Linked DNA regions of Homo sapiens: region 2 is linked to region 1. A link is an interaction called in ENCODE POLR2A ChIA-PET data of the cell type or tissue named here. Cell type or tissue: B cell. All regions are shown on one strand. Each heading gives the region's core, and the rest is flanking DNA. Links, peaks and the distances in the headings are about the cores only.

Evidence for each region. ChIA-PET counts read pairs that join two places held together with the same protein. Peaks named below come from ENCODE experiments on the same cell type or tissue, not always from the same donor. Only the 100,000 strongest peaks of a DNase experiment are listed, where the experiment ranks them.
Region 2: POLR2A ChIA-PET joins it to region 1 with 5 read pairs; 2 of 35 experiments call an interaction of 5 or more read pairs at or near these places.

The regions. Positions count from the first base shown.
Region 1 is chr19:47,003,601-47,011,768 of GRCh38, forward strand. It overlaps ARHGAP35 (Rho GTPase activating protein 35), which reads left to right. Exons shown (of 7, transcript NM_004491.5): 7 at 1-1,477. Among named protein-coding and RNA genes, the nearest start is that of NPAS1, 12 kb to the right of the region's middle. RefSeq lists enhancers at 1-353, 1,827-2,405 and a silencer at 7,801-8,014. In B cell, for the core only: no CTCF peak of the experiment used is centred there; no DNase peak of the experiment used is centred there.
Region 2 is chr19:46,701,260-46,709,427 of GRCh38, forward strand. PRKD2 (protein kinase D2) reads right to left here. Exons shown (of 18, transcript NM_016457.5): 4 at 3,236-3,390; 5 at 2,910-3,132. MIR320E (microRNA 320e) reads right to left here and starts at 8,095; the gene lies at 8,023-8,095. In B cell, for the core only: a CTCF peak has its summit at 3,382 (motif pointing right); a DNase peak (open chromatin) is centred at 3,402; H3K27ac peaks cover 731 bases.

The sequences.
Region 1 (8,168 bases), core at 2,017-4,516:
CCATCGCCTAGCGTTTGGGGAGGAACAGGGAGAGAGCTTCGGGGCGTCTGTCTCCGTGCTCTCCTGCCTCCACCGCCTTGGTTTTGCTTCCTGCTGGAGGCAGGGCACCTGCTGCGACCCAGATTCTTCTGCAGGATGTGTCTGTCTTTGTCACGGTGGACAGAGGGTGACATCATAGGAGCAGCTCGCTGGCCAGAAGGGGATGGGGGCATCCCTGTGCCTCACTCAGCTCCTGCTGCTCTTAGGGAAAGGAGGCCTGGGTCAAGCCAGCATCCCCTTGGTAAAGACCCCCGCAGGCCACCAGGCATTCTGGACACGCACACACACACACACACACACACACACACACAAAACTTCACAGCAGGCCAGCTGCAGTGACTTGTCATCAAGAGTCACCTCAGCTGCGCCCCCCTCCCATCCTTTCCTATGAGAAGCCACTGCTTTGGGGGCGCCGGCTAGAAAAAGTAGGGTGCGGTGGCCAGGAGGGCCCCTGCCGCGCGGGGGGCTGGGTCTGGTTGAGTCGCTGCTTTCCCGAGGGCAGCGCAGGGATCCGGGGAAGCTGCGGCAGGGAGCGGGCGCCGGCTTCGTGGCTCTGAGGTGTAACGGGGGTGGGCTCCCTCCCTCGGAGGACATCGTCTGTGTCCAGGTCAGAAAGTGGCCCAGGAAGGGGGCAGTTTCTGTCGCGGGTCCGGTGGGGGCGCGGCCGCGGTGCGGTCGGTGCAGCGTGGCCAATGCGCGGCGCGCGCGGGGGACAGAGCAGGAGGCGGTCTGTCACCTCGGCCACTGCTGACCTGGGCTGGCCTCCCCCAGCCCTCCCGTGGCGGAGCCGGCAGCGATGCTACAGGCCTAAGTTATTGTTTGCATAAAAAGAATCATGTTCCCTGTGTACATTTAAGAAAAAAACAAAAAAACGGAAATGTCAGAATTGTATGGAAATAAAACTTGTTTGAAAATTTGGAATAGTGCTGCTGCCAGCTTATTTTTCTGGTACTTGTATTTTCACATGTTAAATGATCTTTATATATGTTGAATTAACAAATATTTTGAGTTTCTGAGAAAAAACAAAACATATTAATGGTATTGAAATGTGTTAGTAGTCTGGCTGTGTGCCCAAAATTCTGTTTCGCAGCAAAAGTGAAGACCTGTATGTAAAGAAAGTATAACAATTATTTCTTTGTATTTTAGGGGCTTTAACCGGAACATCGTCTAGCTGGTGTTAGGAATGTTTGCTTAATTTCCAGACTTTTTTTTAAAAACACATCGTGGGTTTTTTGAGGCTCCAACCTGATTAGTGCATGGTCAGCCCTCAATGAAGGCTGAGGCATCTCTGACTGAGGTGTTTTTGTTTGGTTTTGTTTTTTAAAATCATGTATTTGCTACAAAGTATTGTACTTGTCTCAATGGGAATGGTGTAAAAAACAAAAGGCCTTATGTGATCTGTATCATAGTTAATAAATGAATCTTGTAAAAAACCAAACCTGAGAGAAGTGAAGGGGGGCCTCCTCCTTACCGGGCCAGTGCAGCACACACCAGGGTTTCACAGGCTTAGGCGCCCGGGGGGGGAAGCAGGAGGCTCCCACAGGAGAGGCCTCGGCCAGCACGAGCCCCCCCTCCCGGCTCTCACCTGCTTTCCTCTCCAGCACAGCTTCCCAGAAGGCCGCGTCATTCCTGTGGTTTCTCAGCATCACCTAAAGTGCCTCCCACAAACCCCCATGGCCGCAGGAGCTGCAGGCAGGCGTGGGGAGGGGATGCCAGAGGTGCCGCTCCTGACCTTCCTTCCCACTCCCCTCCGGCCTGAGGCCACGCGGGTGGTACCGGGAGTCAGATGCCCCTGTTCACTTCCTGGGTGAGTTCCAGGGGCAGGGTCATGAGCAGGCTTGTGGCCAGGAGGTGGCCGACCTCAGACCCTTCTCAAGGGAGGGGTCAGGGCTGAAGTTCTGAGAGGGGAGAGCCTAAGGTCACACTCACTCCCTGGTGCTGGCCCTGGGGTCAGAGACCCAGGCTCTATGCCAGAGTTAGCCACCGTCACCACCGTCATCCAGGACAGCACCTCCAGGGACGGAGGTGGGCTGCTTCCCAAAGAAGCCTTGCCACCAAAAACACCTCCTCTCTGCTCACCCCCTAAAAAACTCTCGTTAGGAATATCTTCCTCTTTCCAGTCTCCCAGGCTCAAGTTTGCTCTATCCTTGGCCCCCTCCTTACTTACCCCTGACTGCTTCTAAGATCCCAAATGTCACTTGAGCGTGACTCTGCTGTTCCCTCTGCCTCCATTCTAGCCTAGACCTGAATTCAAGCTCACTAGACTCTGATAGACACCCCCACACACTGAATGGCCCCCCTGCCCTCAATATTCATGGCAGAAGAGTGAACTATTCAGCATACAAGATGCATCCTTCCCTGCCTGTGCCCATAGCAGACATGGCTAGCTGATCACCGCACTCTGCCACACCCCTCTCCAGGCAGCCACTGCCAATCAATAGGGGCTGGCACCAGAGATGACGTCTGTTTGCCACTGCCTCAGCCAGGCAGGCAAACAAACGGAGATGCCTACTGACCATAGCCCAGGCTCCTTGGCATCCATGCAGAACCCCACGCTCTGTCTGGATCCATCCTGCTCTTCTCTCCCACTCCTCTAACCCAACTCCCCAACATCAGTCAAAATTAGTCTTTTTTTTTTTTTTTTTTTTTTTTTTTTTTTTTGACAGAGTTTTGCTCTTGTTGCCCAGGCTGGAGTGCAGTGGCTCGATCTAGGCTCACTACAACCTCCGCCTCCCCGGTTCAAGGGATTTTCCTGCCTCAGCCTCCTGAGTAGCTGGGATTACAGGCATGCACCACCACACCTGGCTAATTTTATATTTTTAGTAGAGACGGGATTTCTCCATGTTGGCCAGGCTGGTCTCGAACTCCTGGCCTCAGGTGATCCGCCCACCTCAGCCTCCCAAAGTGCTGGGATTAGAGGCGTGAGCCACCTCGCCTGGCCGAGTCTCATTCTTTTGAGTGCAGCTGGCTGCTTTCTGCTTCCAGATCCTTGCTTTGAGCACTTCCCTCTGCCTGAAATTCCTTCCATCCACCCTTCCCCAAACCTCTAGCCTGCCCATCAGATCCTACCCTGTTCTTCAAAGCCAGTCTTTCTCCAGAAACATCCCTGACCCTCTCCACTCACGGATTCACCCTGCAGCTGGGATTTACCTGCTGGGGGTTTATGTCACTCCCCGTGAGCGCTCCAGGGTTTCTCCTTTGTTTTTTTGAATTAAATCTCTACATCCTCCTGGTGTGCAGTTGGTACTCAATGTGTGCTGACAGAAACCTGTCTTCTCTATTTTTTTTTTTCCTTTTCTTAGTCTGTTGTCCAGGCTGGAATGCAGTGGCACAAACACGGCTCACTTCAGCCTTGAACTCGCAGGCTGAAGCAATCCTCCCACCTCAGCCTCCAAGTAGCTGGGACTACAGAGGCACATGCTACCACATCTGGCTTTTTTTTTTTTTTTTTTTTTTTTTTCAGAGATGGGATCTCGCTCTATTGCTCAAGCTGGTCTTGAGCTCCTGGGTTCAAGCGATCCTCCTGCCTCGACCTCCCAAAGCACTGGGATGACAGGCATGAGCCACCATGCCCGGCCTGTTCCTCCCTTCTTTGGGCAAAGGCTGAGCCATCTGGGGGCCCCGCTCTGTGCTAAGCTGGGTTGAGGGAGAGACCAGAACCAGATAGGCAGTGGGCTCTGGGTGCTGACTGGCCAAGGAGTGTCTTTTTTTTTTTTTTAGACGGAGTCTCCCTCTGTTGCCCAGGCTGGAGTGTGATGGCGCGATCTCGGATCACTGCAACCTCTGCCTCCTGGATTCAAGTGATTCTCCTGCCTCAGCCTCCCGAGTAGCTGGGATTACAGGTGCCGCCACCATGCCCAGCTAATTTTTGTATTTTTAGTAGAGATGGGGTTTCACCATGTTAGCCAGGATGGTCTTGATCTCTTGACCTCGTGATCCACCCGCCTCGGCCTCCCAAAACGCTGGGATTACAGGATTACAGGCATGAGCCTCCATGCCCGGACTTTTTTTTTTTTTTTTTTTTTTTTTTTTTTGAGACAAAGTCCTGCTCTGTCGCCCAGGCTGGAGTGCAGTGGTGTGATCTCAGCTTACTGCAGCCTCCACCTCCCGGGTTCAAGCAATCCTTCCACCTCAGCCTCCCAAAGCACTGGGAGGGCAGGCGTGAGCCCCTGTGCTCAGCCTTCTCTCGCTCTTGCTCTTCAAGACTTGTGTGCTTTCTAAACACGAGCCTCACAACCACCAGCACCCACGTTGAGAGCTTTGGGGGGCAGCTTCGCGGCTCCCAGATAGGCCACCCCAGGAGGCCCAACAAGATGCCTTATGCGTGGTAAGCCTTCATTCGGTTTTTCGAACGCGGTGGTCTCAACCTTGCCCTTGACCTGCCCCATCTGTAAACCACCCTCTCCCACGTGACTCCAGCCTAGACCTCCGCTGCAAGCAAAACATCATATCCACCTGTCTATGACACTCTACTTGGGGACTCCACTGTGACACACCCACAGCCAAACTCCTGACCCTTTCTCCAAACAGGTCCATTCCCCAGGATCCCCCCCTCAAGCCAGAGAGAGACCCTGGGGGCCCCCTTGGGGTGTCTCTCTCCCTTCCAGTCAACCAGGTACAACTCCCAGTTCCATTTTGCCTTCCAGCACACTCCCCTTCCTGCTCCCTGCACCCCAGCCCTGTCTGATCTCACCAAGACATCTGCCCTCCATGCTCACCCACTCCCATCTCCATGAGGGCAGATCAGATCTCACATCTAGCCATGTGTCTCCTCCCGTAACATCCTCCAGGGATCTCCAATGCCCTTAGAGGAAGCCTGAACTCTTCCACAGGGTCCCACCCCCGACCCCGCCCACCTCCCAGGAGCCTTTCCTTGCACTCTGGTCCAGATACTCCAACTCCCCTGGGGCCTGCCCACCTCGGGCATTTTGCAGTATTGTCCCCTCCTCCTCCAAGACTGTCCTCCCTTGAGGCCATCCCACCTTGCTAACTTTCTCCTGGTCCTTCAGATTTCAGCTCCTCAGACTCCTCCACAGGGAAAGCCCTCCCTGACTCCCCCAGCCAAGATGGGTCTCTTTGCTTTCAGATGAGATCGAGTGGGTTCAGGGTGTATGGCCGTAGACTCTCCGTGCTTTCAAAGGAAAAAAATAAGTTCTTTCAGAGTACTTTCTGAGCTGAGCATGGTGGCTCATACTTGTCATCATAGTGCTGTGGGAGGCCAAGAGAGGAGGATCACCTGAGCCCAGGAATTCAAGAACAGCCTGTTCAACAAAGTTAGACCTTGTCTCTACAAAACATTTCTTTTTTTAATTAGCAGCTTGGGGCCAGGTGCAGTGGATCACGCCTGTAATCCCAGGACTTTGAGAGGCCGAGGCGGGCAGATCACCTGAGATCGGGAGTTCAAGACACAGCCTGAGCAACATGAAGAAACCCCGTCTCTACTAAAAATACAAAATTAGGAGCTCTCCCTCTCCGTCTCCCTCTCCCTCTCCCCACGGTCTCCCTCTCCCTCTCTTTCCACGGTCTCCCTCTGATGCCGAGCCGAAGCTGGACAGTACTGCTGCCATCTCAGCTCACTGCAACCTCCCTGCCTGATTCTCCTGACTCAGCCTGCGGAGTGCCTGCGATTGCAGGCTCGCGCCGCCACGCCTGACTGGTTTTGGTGGAGACGGGGTTTCGCTGTGTTGGCCGGGCCGGTCTCCAGCCCCTAACCGCAAGTGATCCGCCAGCCTCGGCCTCCCAAGGTGCCGGGATTGCAGACGGAGTCTCATTCACTCAGTGCTCAATGGTGCCCAGGCTGGAGTGCAGTGGCGTGATCTCGGCTCGCTACAGCCTCCACCTCCCAGCCGCCTGCCTTGGCCTCCCAAAGTGCCGAGATTGCAGCCTCTGCCCGGCTGCCACCCCGTCTGGGAAGTGAGGAGCGTCTCTGCCTGGCCGCCCATCGTCTGGGATGTGAGGAGCCCCTCTGCCTGGCTGCCCAGTCTGGAAAGTGAGGAGCGTCTCCGCCCGGCCGCCATCCCACCTAGGAAGTGAGGAGCACCTCTTCCCGGCCGCCATCACATCTAGGAAGTGAGGAGCGTCTCTGCCCGGCCGCCCATCGTCTGAGATGTGGGGAGCGCCTCTGCCCCGCCGCCCCGTCTGGGATGTGAGGAGCACCTCTGCCCGGCTGCGACCCGGTCTGGGAGGTGAGGAGCATCTCTGCCCGGCCGCCCCGTCTGAGAAGTGAGGAGCCCCTCCGCCCGGCAGCCGCCCCGTCTGAGAAGTGAGGAGCCTCTCCGCCCGACAGCCACCCAGTCTGGGAAGTGAGGAGCGTCTCCGCCCGGCAGCCACCCCGTCCGGGAGGGAGGTGGGGGGGTCAGCACCCCGCCCGGCCAGCCGCCCCGTCCGGGAGGTGAGGGGCGCCTCTGCCCGGCCGCCCCTACTGGGAAGTGAGGAGCCCCTCTGCCCGGCCACCACCCTGTCTGGGAGGTGTGCCCAACAGCTCATTGAGAACGGGCCAGGATGACAATGGCGGTTTTGTGGAATAGAAAGGCGGGAAAGGTGGGGAAAAGATTGAGAAATCGGATGGTTGCCGTGTCTGTGTAGAAAGAAGTAGACATGGGAGACTTTTCATTTTGTTTTGTACTAAGAAAACTTCTTCTGCTGTGGGATCCTGTTGATCTGTGACCTTACCCCCAACCCTGTGCTCTCTGAAACATCTGCTGTGTCCACTCAGGGTTAAATGGATTAAGGGCGGTGCAAGATGTGCTTTGTTAAACAGATGCTTGAAGGCAGCATGCTCGTTAAGAGTCATCACCACTCCCTAATCTCAAGTACCCAGGGACACAAACACTGCGGAAGGCCGCAGGGTCCTCTGCCTAGGAAAACCAGAGACCTTTGTTCACTTGTTTATCTGCTGACCTTCCCTCCACTATTGTCCTATGACCCTGCCAAATCCCCCTCTGTGAGAAACACCCGAGAATTATCAATAAAAAATAAATAAATTAAAAAAAAAAAATACAAAATTAGCCAGGCGTGGTGGCGCATGCCTGTAATCCCAGCTACTCGGGAGGCTGAGGTGGGAGGATCACTTGAACTCAGGAAGTTCAAGGTTGCAGTGAGCCAAGATCGTACCACTGCACTCCAGCCTGGGCAACAGAGCCAGACCCTGTCTAAAAAAAAGAAAGAAAAAAAAAGTACTTTTCTCGGTGTGTTATTCATTCAGGCTGGGGCACACAGACATTAAACAAATCCCTGCCCGGAGCTGACATCCTAGTGGAAGGAACACAGTAAACAAATGAATGTGGCCATTATTTAGGCAGGACCGAGGAGTTAACGAGGATTCAGTTGTTGGGAGCACTTGCCTCAGTTGCAAAACTTAACAGAACACGAAAGAGACTTCAGTCATCAACATAAAAATATTTCAGCACAATGTTTTCAAAAAGCAAAGTTGCTGTTAGCCTAATACTGCTCTAAAAAAAAAATGTCAGCCACGCGTGGTGGCTCATGCCTGTAATCCCAGCACTTTGGGAAGCCTAGGCAGGCGGATCACAAGGTCAAGAGATCAAGACCATCCTGGCCAACATGGTGAAACCCCGTCTGTACTAAAAATACAAAAATTAGCTGGGCGTAGTGGTGTGCGCCTGTAGTCCCAGCTACTCGGGAGGCTGAGGCAGGAGAATTACTTGAACCCGGGAGGTGGAGGTTGCAGTGAGCTGAGATCACGCCACTGCACTCCAGCCTGGGTGACAGAGCAAGACTCCATCTCAAAAAAAAAAACAATACAAAACAAACCAAAAAAATTGTTTGTCTTGGTTGGGTGCACTGGCTCATGCCTGTAATCCCAGCACTTTGGAGTTCAAGATGGGAGGATCACTTGAGCCCAGCAGTCTGAGACCAGCCTGGGCAATAGAGTGAGACTCCGACTCTACAAAAAAATTCTTTAAAAATTAGCTGAGCAGGCCAGGCGAGGTGGCTTACACCTGTAATCCAAGCATTTCTGGGAGGCTGAGGCGGGTGGATCACCTGAGTTCAGGAGTTCGAGAGCAGCCTGGCCAACATGGCAAAACCCCGTCTCGATTTAAAATAGAAAAATTAGCTGGGTGTGGTGGCGCATGCCTGTAGTTCCAGCTACTCAGGCAGCTGAGGCA
Region 2 (8,168 bases), core at 2,171-4,670, 300 kb before region 1:
CCCACTTTCAGCCACAGTTTTCCCAACCATCGGGGGGGTCTTGATTAAGTAGGAGGGCTAGACTCAAAATCCCGACGACTGCTGGGTGCAGTGGCTCCCGCCTGTAATCTCGGTATTTTGGGAGGCCGGGGAGAGCAGATCATTTGAGGTCAGGAGTTCGAAACCAGCCTGCCCTACATGGTAAAACCTCGTCTCTACTAAAAATACAAAAATTAGCTGGGCGTGGGACTACAGGCGCCCACTACCACGCCCAGCTGATTTTTTTGTGTTTTTAGTAGAGACGGGGTTTCGCCATGTTGGTCAGGCTGGTTTCGCGCTCCTGACCTCAGATGATCCACCTGCCTTGGCCTCCTAAAAGTGCTGGGATTACAGGCGTGAGCCACCGCGCCCGACTTGTGTGTGTGTGTGTGTGTGTGTGTTATTGGTTCTAATGTGCTGTGACTCCAGACTCTGAACACCCTAGGGCTGGGTTCCTCAACCCGTGACACTAACACAGTGCCCAGGATAATTCCTTGTTTTAGGGCACTTGCTCTGTGTATTGTAGGATGTTTAGCTGCATCTCTGACTTCTACCTACTGGATGCCAGTAGCACTATCCCAGCGTACCAAACAAAACCATCTCCAACCCTTGCCAAACATCCCCTAGGAGCAAAACGGCCCCTGGTCGAGAACCATTGCTGTAGAGTTCAGTGTTTCCACGGTTCTAGGGACACTATACATCGAAGATTCTAGAGTTTACTAAAAACCTATTTTATGAAGGTTCTATGATTCTGTTTTTTGTTTTTTTTTTTTTTTTTTAAGAAACAGTCTGGCTGTCACCCAGACTAGAGTGTGCAATGGCACCATCTCGGCTCACTGCAACCTCTGCCTCCCAGGCTCAAGCGATCTTCCCACCTCAGCCTCCTGAGTAGCTGAAACTACAGGCACGCACTACCATGCCTGGCTAATTTTTCGTATTTTTTGTAGAGATGGGGTCTTTCCATGTTGTACAAGCTGGTCTTGAACTCCTGGGCTCAAGCAATCCACCCACCTAAGCCTCCCAAAGTGCTGGGATTACAGGTGTGAGCTACTGCCCCTGACCTGATTCCGTATTTCTAAGGCTTCAGAGTTTGATGTCCAAGTTTCTAGAACTCTAGACATCTATGAGTCAACACTTCTAAGACTCTTTAATGTCCAAGATTTTAGGGTGTTATATATCTAAACTCTAAAATTTGACAGTTCTAGGGTTCTACAATTCTAGGCTTCTCTACCTCCAGAATCTGCAGATTCCAAGGTTCTAGGATTCTATACATACAAGATTCTAGAATTTGATGTTTCTATGCTTCTTTAGCTCTAGGCTTCTAAGATTCTAGAATTTGATTGTTCCAGTAAATTCTTGAATTGGATGTTTCTAAGTTTATGTGGATCTAGGCTTCTGAGGTTCTAGAATTTTTTTTTTTCTTTTTTTGAGACAAGTTCTTGCTCTGTCACCCAGGCTGGAATGCAGTGGCACAATCATGGCTCACTGCAGCCTCAACCTCCTGGGCTCAAGCAATCCTCCCTCCTCAGAGTCCCAAGTAGCTGGAACCACAGATGCATGCTGCCATGCCTGGCTAATTTTTAATTTTTTTTGTAGAGACAGGGTTTCACCATGTTGCCCAGGCTGGTCTTAAACTCCTAGGCTCAAGTGATCCACCTACCTTGGCCTCCCAAAGTGCTGAGATTACATGCATGAGCCACCACACCTGGCTGGATTCTAGAATTTGATTGTTCAAAGTTCTGGGAGTCTAGAATTTCCAGGATTCTAGGTTACGATGGTTTCAAGCTTATATGATTCTAGACGTCTAAGACTCTCAAATTTGATGTGCCTATGTTTCTATTACCCTCAAATCCCATGGTTCCAAAATTCTCATGCTCTGAGAGTCTATAACTTGGGAGATCTAAGATGTGTAATCTAAAGTTCTGTTGTTATTTTAGCTGAATTCTATCATTCGGAATTCTTGAATGCTATGGTTCTGATTCTAGAATTCTCAGGTTCTACAGTTTTAGAATTCCATGCTAAGCACGTTATGAATCTAGGATTCCAAGGTTCTAAAGACTGAGGTTCAGCTGGGCGCGGTGGCTCACACCTGTAATCCCAGCACTTTGGGAGGCCGAGGTAGGAGGATTGCTTGAGCCCAGGAGTTCAAGACCAGCCTGAACAATATAGTGATACCTTCTCTCTACAAATGATTTAAAAATTAGCTGGGTGTGGCCAGGCGCGGTGGCTCACGCCTGTAATCCCGGCATTTTGGGAGGTCGAGGCAGGTGGATCACAAGGTCAGGAGATCGAGACCATCCTAGCTAACATGGTGAAACCCCGTCTCTACTAAAAATACAAAAAAATTAGCCAGGCATGGTGGCGGGCGCCTGTAGTCCCAGCTACTCAGGAGGCTGAGGCAGGAGAATGTCCTGATCCCAGGAGGCAGAGTTTGCAGTGAGCCGAGATCACACCACTGCACTCCAGCCTGGGCGACAGAGTGAGACTCCGTCTCAAAAAAAAAAAAAAGAAAAGAAAATTAGCTGGGTGTGGTGGCACCACCTGTAGTCCTAGCTACTTGGGAGGCTGAGGCAGGAGGATCACTTGAACCCAGGAGGTTGAAGCTGCAGTGAGCCGTGATTGCGCCACTGCACTCCAGCCTGGGTGATAGAGTGACACCCTGTCTCCAAAAAACAACAACAACACACACACACACACACACACACACACACACACAACTGAGGTTCTAAGATTCCAGAATTCCAAAGGTCCCAGAACACTAGGATTCAGGGCCCTCCCCTTCTGAGGCCCTGGGGTCCCAAGGCTCAGATCCTTGTGTCCTGCCACAAGACCAGGTTGGGGCGGGAAGGAGGTTCTGACCCTGTCTGTCCTCCCCGACAGGCCCAGCTAACCTTTGCATTGCAGGCCCTGCCGGAAGAGGCCCTTGAGGAGTTTCTTGCAAGCCTGGCAAACGGTGGGCCGTGTATAGCTGTGGATGAGGAAGGTGTGCGGCACCTTGACCTTGGAGAGCAGCATCTTGTCCAGCTCAATGGGGCGGCCCGTATACGATGAGGCAGAAGAGGAGGAAGAGGATGACGGGGGACGGCGAGGCAGGAGTTCGGTGGTGCTACGGCTCTGTCGTTGGCAAGAATGGAGGGGACACATCAGTGCGTTGGCCCCATGCCTGGGCCAAGTCACCCCCCTAGCCACCAACCCGTCCCATCCCCCATCTCCTCACCAGCTCTTCAGCCGTGCAGGGCAGGGACTCGGAGGTGCCGAGGCGCACCGAGTGGCCACTGGCCAGAGACGTGGATGACAGGCGCCGTTTGCGGGCCCCACTACAGTTGTTGGGGATGCTGAAGGCACAGCGCTTGTGGTAGTTCAGCCCGCAGCCTGCAGGGGGCGCCAGAGAGTAAGAGACATGGCGTCTGCCCCTCCTAGGTCTCTTCTTGAGAAGTTGTGCCCTTTCCACCCAATCTCTCACCTGGTCCTGTCCCATCACCCCCCGCCAGCACGATCTCCTCCAAAAGGCACTACTATCCGTAAGTGTATCAGCCCCTTCAGGCCCACCCCTCCTTAGAGTTCTGCCCCAAGTTCCAGCTTGTAGCCCCACCATCACCCCATCTGTCCCCCAGACCCTGAACACACCCACACCCCTTTTCTCACTCCAACAAGGGACACCTCAAAGGCTCCCCCCAAAGCTCTGTCCCCAGTTTCAGCTTGTAGCCCTGCCATCACCCCATCTGTCCCCCAGACCCTGAACACGCCTCACACCCAAAATTTTCCCACTCCAACAAGGGATACCTCAAAGGTTCCCTCCAAAGCTCCACCCCTAGTTCCAGCTTGTAGCCCCGACATCACCCCATCTGCCCCCCAGGCCCTGAACGCGCCTCACACCCCACCTTTTCCCACTGCAACAATGGATGCCTCAAAAGTCCCCGCCAAAGCTCTGACCCAGCCCCAGTCCTCTATGGTAAGCACCTCCTTCTAGTCCTCCCCAAAACTCCTGTCCATCTCCCTAGAGACACCTGTTCCCCCTTCTAACCCTGACCTTCCTTTTTCTGAGGCCCCTTTGGTTCCCCCTCTTTCCCCAACCCCAACTTTCCAAAAGAAAATGCCTCTCCTCACCCCCACCCCTAAGGTCACTATCCCTCCAGGTCTGCTCACCCCCTGTACCCCACTTTCTCTTTTCTGTAGACCTGGAATCCAGGCAATCCCTAAGTAGTGTGATTAAATCTTAGTAGTGTGGGCCACGCATGGTGGCTCACGCCTGTAATCCCAGCACTTTGGGAGGCCAAGGCCGGCGGATCACTTGAGGTCAGGAGTTTGAGACCACACTGGCCAACATGGCAAAACCCCATCTCTACTAAAAATACAAAACTTAGCCGGGTGTAGTGGCACACGCCTGTAATCCCAGCTACTCCGGAGGCTGAGGCAGGAGAATCACTTGAACCCAGGAGGCAGAGGTTGTAGTGAGCTGAGATCACGCCACTGCACTCCAGCCTGGGCAATACAGCGAGACTCAGTTTCAAAAAAAAAAAAAGAGTTCTCAGTTGTACTCAGGTCCATTGTACCATACTAGGCAGAAGTATGACTTCTTATTGTCTTATTTTATTTTGTAGAGACAGGATCTCCCTGTACCCCCGGCTGAAGCACAATGGCACAATCATAGCTCACTGCAGCCTTCAACTCCTGGGCTCAAGTAATCCTCCTGCCTCAGCCTCCTGAGTAGCCAGAACCACAGACATACACTACCATGCCCAGATAATTTTTTTATTTTTATTTTTTTGTAGAGATGGGGTCTCGCTACATTGCCCAGGCTGGTCTTGAACTCCTGGGCTCAAGTGATCCTCCCACCTCAGCCTCCCAAAGTGTTGGGATTACAGGCATGAGCCACTGTGCCCTGCCTATTTTATCTTTTAAAATCCTCATCCATGGAGAAATCAGCTCAACTCCCTGTTTCCCACTGGACGTTCTGTATGTGTGCTCTAATACATCTCCAGTGATTCCAAACGATTCCAGGATCGCTTTCTATTCTGGAGTGAAGAATGTTCCTCCAGCCTTTGGGAGCCCTTCTGGTACCCGCCTGCTCCAGGCTTTCCAGTTCCACACCTCCTCATTGTAGGCACTGTCTTGGCTGCATGCTGTAATCACGGAGGCAAGCTTGGAGAACGGTGTTGGCCCTGCAAGAAGAGCTTCAGCAGGGCAAATGGTCTTTGCACACAGGAACCATTTCCCAGTGTTGGCCTTGAATCACTCATGTGCCTTCCAGAATTTCAGAATCTTATCTATAACTCTCAGAATGAGTCTCAGGATAGAGTTAAACTCCTGTCGGAATGTAGTCATTTGGGGTTCTCTTGCCACCATAGGAACTGGGACCATCATCTGTGATGCTGCACCAGTGAAGTCTGTGCTGATAACCCATTAGGACTTGATGACACCAGGGCTGTATCATGACAAAGACTGCATATGCTGAGACCTCAAGAGTTGGATATGGTGTGTGGACGATGGCAATATTTATAAGAGCTTTTAATGCACTGAATCAGTATCTGCAGGCCTAGAGTCCTTAAATAATACAAGTATACTTTGGACTGCATGATGATCTGGAACACAGGATATTGGAGAAACTGGATTTCTTTTTTTTTTTTTTTTTTGAGACGGAGTCTCACCCTGTCACCCAGGCTGGAGTGCAATGGTATGATCTCGGCTCACTGCAACCTCCACCCCCTCAGGTTCAAATGATTCTCCTGCCTCAGCCTCCCGAGTAGCTGGGATTATAGGTACCCGCCACCACACCCAGCTAATTTTTCTAGTTTTAGTAGAGACAGGGTTTCACCATGTTGGCCAGGCTGGTCTCTAACTCCTGACCTCATGATCCGCCCGCCTTGGCCTCCCAAAGTGCTGGGATTACAGGTGTGAGCCACCGTGCCTGGCCCAGAATCAGGATTTCTGTACAAGCGTGGCACCCACGGAGCTAGAGATGCTGTCTCAGACCTAATACCCAATGGAACATCCAAGAATATGGCTCTAATTGCAGGGCACACCATACAAAAATGGAGGCGCATGGGGCCCAGCGCAGTGGCTCATGTCTGTAATCCCAGCACTTGGGGAGGCTGAGGAGGGTGGATTACTTGAAACCAGCCTGGCCAACATGGTGAAACCCCGTCTACTAAAAATACAAAAATTAGCCAGGAGTGGTGGTGCGCACCTGTAATCCCAGCTATTTGGGAGGCTGAAGCAGGAGAATTGCTTGAACCCAGGAGGTAGAGGTTGCAGTGAGCCAAGACCACGCCACTGCACTCCATCCTGGGTGACGGAGCAAGACTCTGTCTCACACACACAAAACAATGGAGCCACAGGGTCTCATCACAGAATGGATGGTCCTCACCTGTCATCTGTCCTCATAGCCAATGCAGGTACATGGCCTTCATCTGTAGGCAGAGCCCCGATTTCAACATTCTCACTCAGAAGCATGAATAACAGGGACAGAGGACCTATATAGATCTTGACACTTGGGCTGAACCTTGAGACATCTTGGCTTAAAGAACTGTATGTTTTGGACAGGCGCGGTGGCTCATGCCTGTAATCCCAGCACTGTGGGAGGGCAAGGCGGGTGGATCATTTGAGGTCAGGAGTTCAAGACCAGCCTGGCCAACGTGGTGAAACCCCGTCTCTACTAGAAATACAAAAATTAGCCGGGCAGTAATGGTGTGTGCCTGTAATCCCAGCTACTCGGTAGGCTGAGGCAGGAGAATCGCTTGAGCCTGGGAAGTGGAGGTTGTGGTGAGCTGAGATCGCGCCACTGCACTCCAGCCTGGGTGACAGACTGAGACGCTGTCTCCAAAAAAGAAAACCTGTATATTTTTAAACTATGATTTAAGGAGATATGTATGGGTGCTGTTATGGACTAAATGTCTGTGTCTCCCCCAAAATTCTTATGTTGAAACCCTAACCTCCAATGCAACTATATCTGGAGACGGTGCCTTTATGGAGGTAATTAAGGTTAATTGAGGCCGAAAGAGTGTGGCTGTAATCCAATGGGACTGGTGACCTTTTTTTTTTTTTTTTTTTTTTTTTTTCTGAGACAATCGTGTTCTGTCACCTAGGCTGGAGTGCAGTGGCATGATCACGGCTCACCGCAGCCTCAACCTCCCAGGCCCAGGTGATCCTCCCACCTCAGCCTCTTGAGTAGCTAGGACTAGAGGTATGCACCACCATGCCTGGCCAATTTGTTGTATTTTTTAGAGACGGGGTTTCACCATGTTGCCCATGCTGGTCTCGAACTCCTGGACTCAAGCGATCCACCATCCTCCCAAAGTGCTGGGATTATAGGCATGAGCCACCATGCCTGGCCTTCCTTATAAAGGGAAGAGATACCAGGGATCTCTCTCTCCGTGTCCCATGTGAGCGCACAGTGAAATGATGGCCCTCTGCAAGGCAGGAAAGCAGGCTACACCAGAAACAGAACCCTGCCAGAATCTGGATCTTTGTCTTTCCAGCCTCTCACAATTCCAGGGATTTTGAGAAGTAAATGTCTGTCATTTAAGCCACGCAGGGTGGTATTTTGTTAAGGCAGCCCTGACAAACTAAGACAGGTGCCAGGTTGACAAGAGATGGACCCTGATAGTCATGTTAATGTGTCAGCTTGGCTAGGCGAGATCCACAGTTATTCAGACACTAATCTAGATGTTGCCATGAAGGTTGGTTTGTTTGTGGTTTTTTTTTTTTTTTTTTTTTTTGAGACGGAGTCTCGCTCTGTTGCCAGGCTGGAGTGCAGTGGCACGATCTCGGCTCACTGCAACCTCTGTCTCCTGGGTTCAAGTGATTCTCCTACCTCAGCCTCCCAAGTAGCTGGGACTATAGGCACATGCCACCACGCCCGCTAATTTTTGTATTTTTAGGAGAGATGGGGTTTCACCATGTTGGCCAGGGTGGTCTCAATCTCTTGACCTCATGATCCGCCTGCCTCAGCCTCCAAAGTGCTGGGGTTACAGGTGTGAACCACTGTGCCCAGTCAAGGTTTGTTTTTTCTTTTCACCTTCTCAACCCAGCTTTTCCCCGACTCCAGGAAGAACTGGGAAGAGAAGGCCCCATGGAGGTATTTTCTTTTCTTTTCATTTTTTTGAGACAGAGTTTTGCTCTTGTTGCCCAGGCTGGAGTGTAATGGTGCA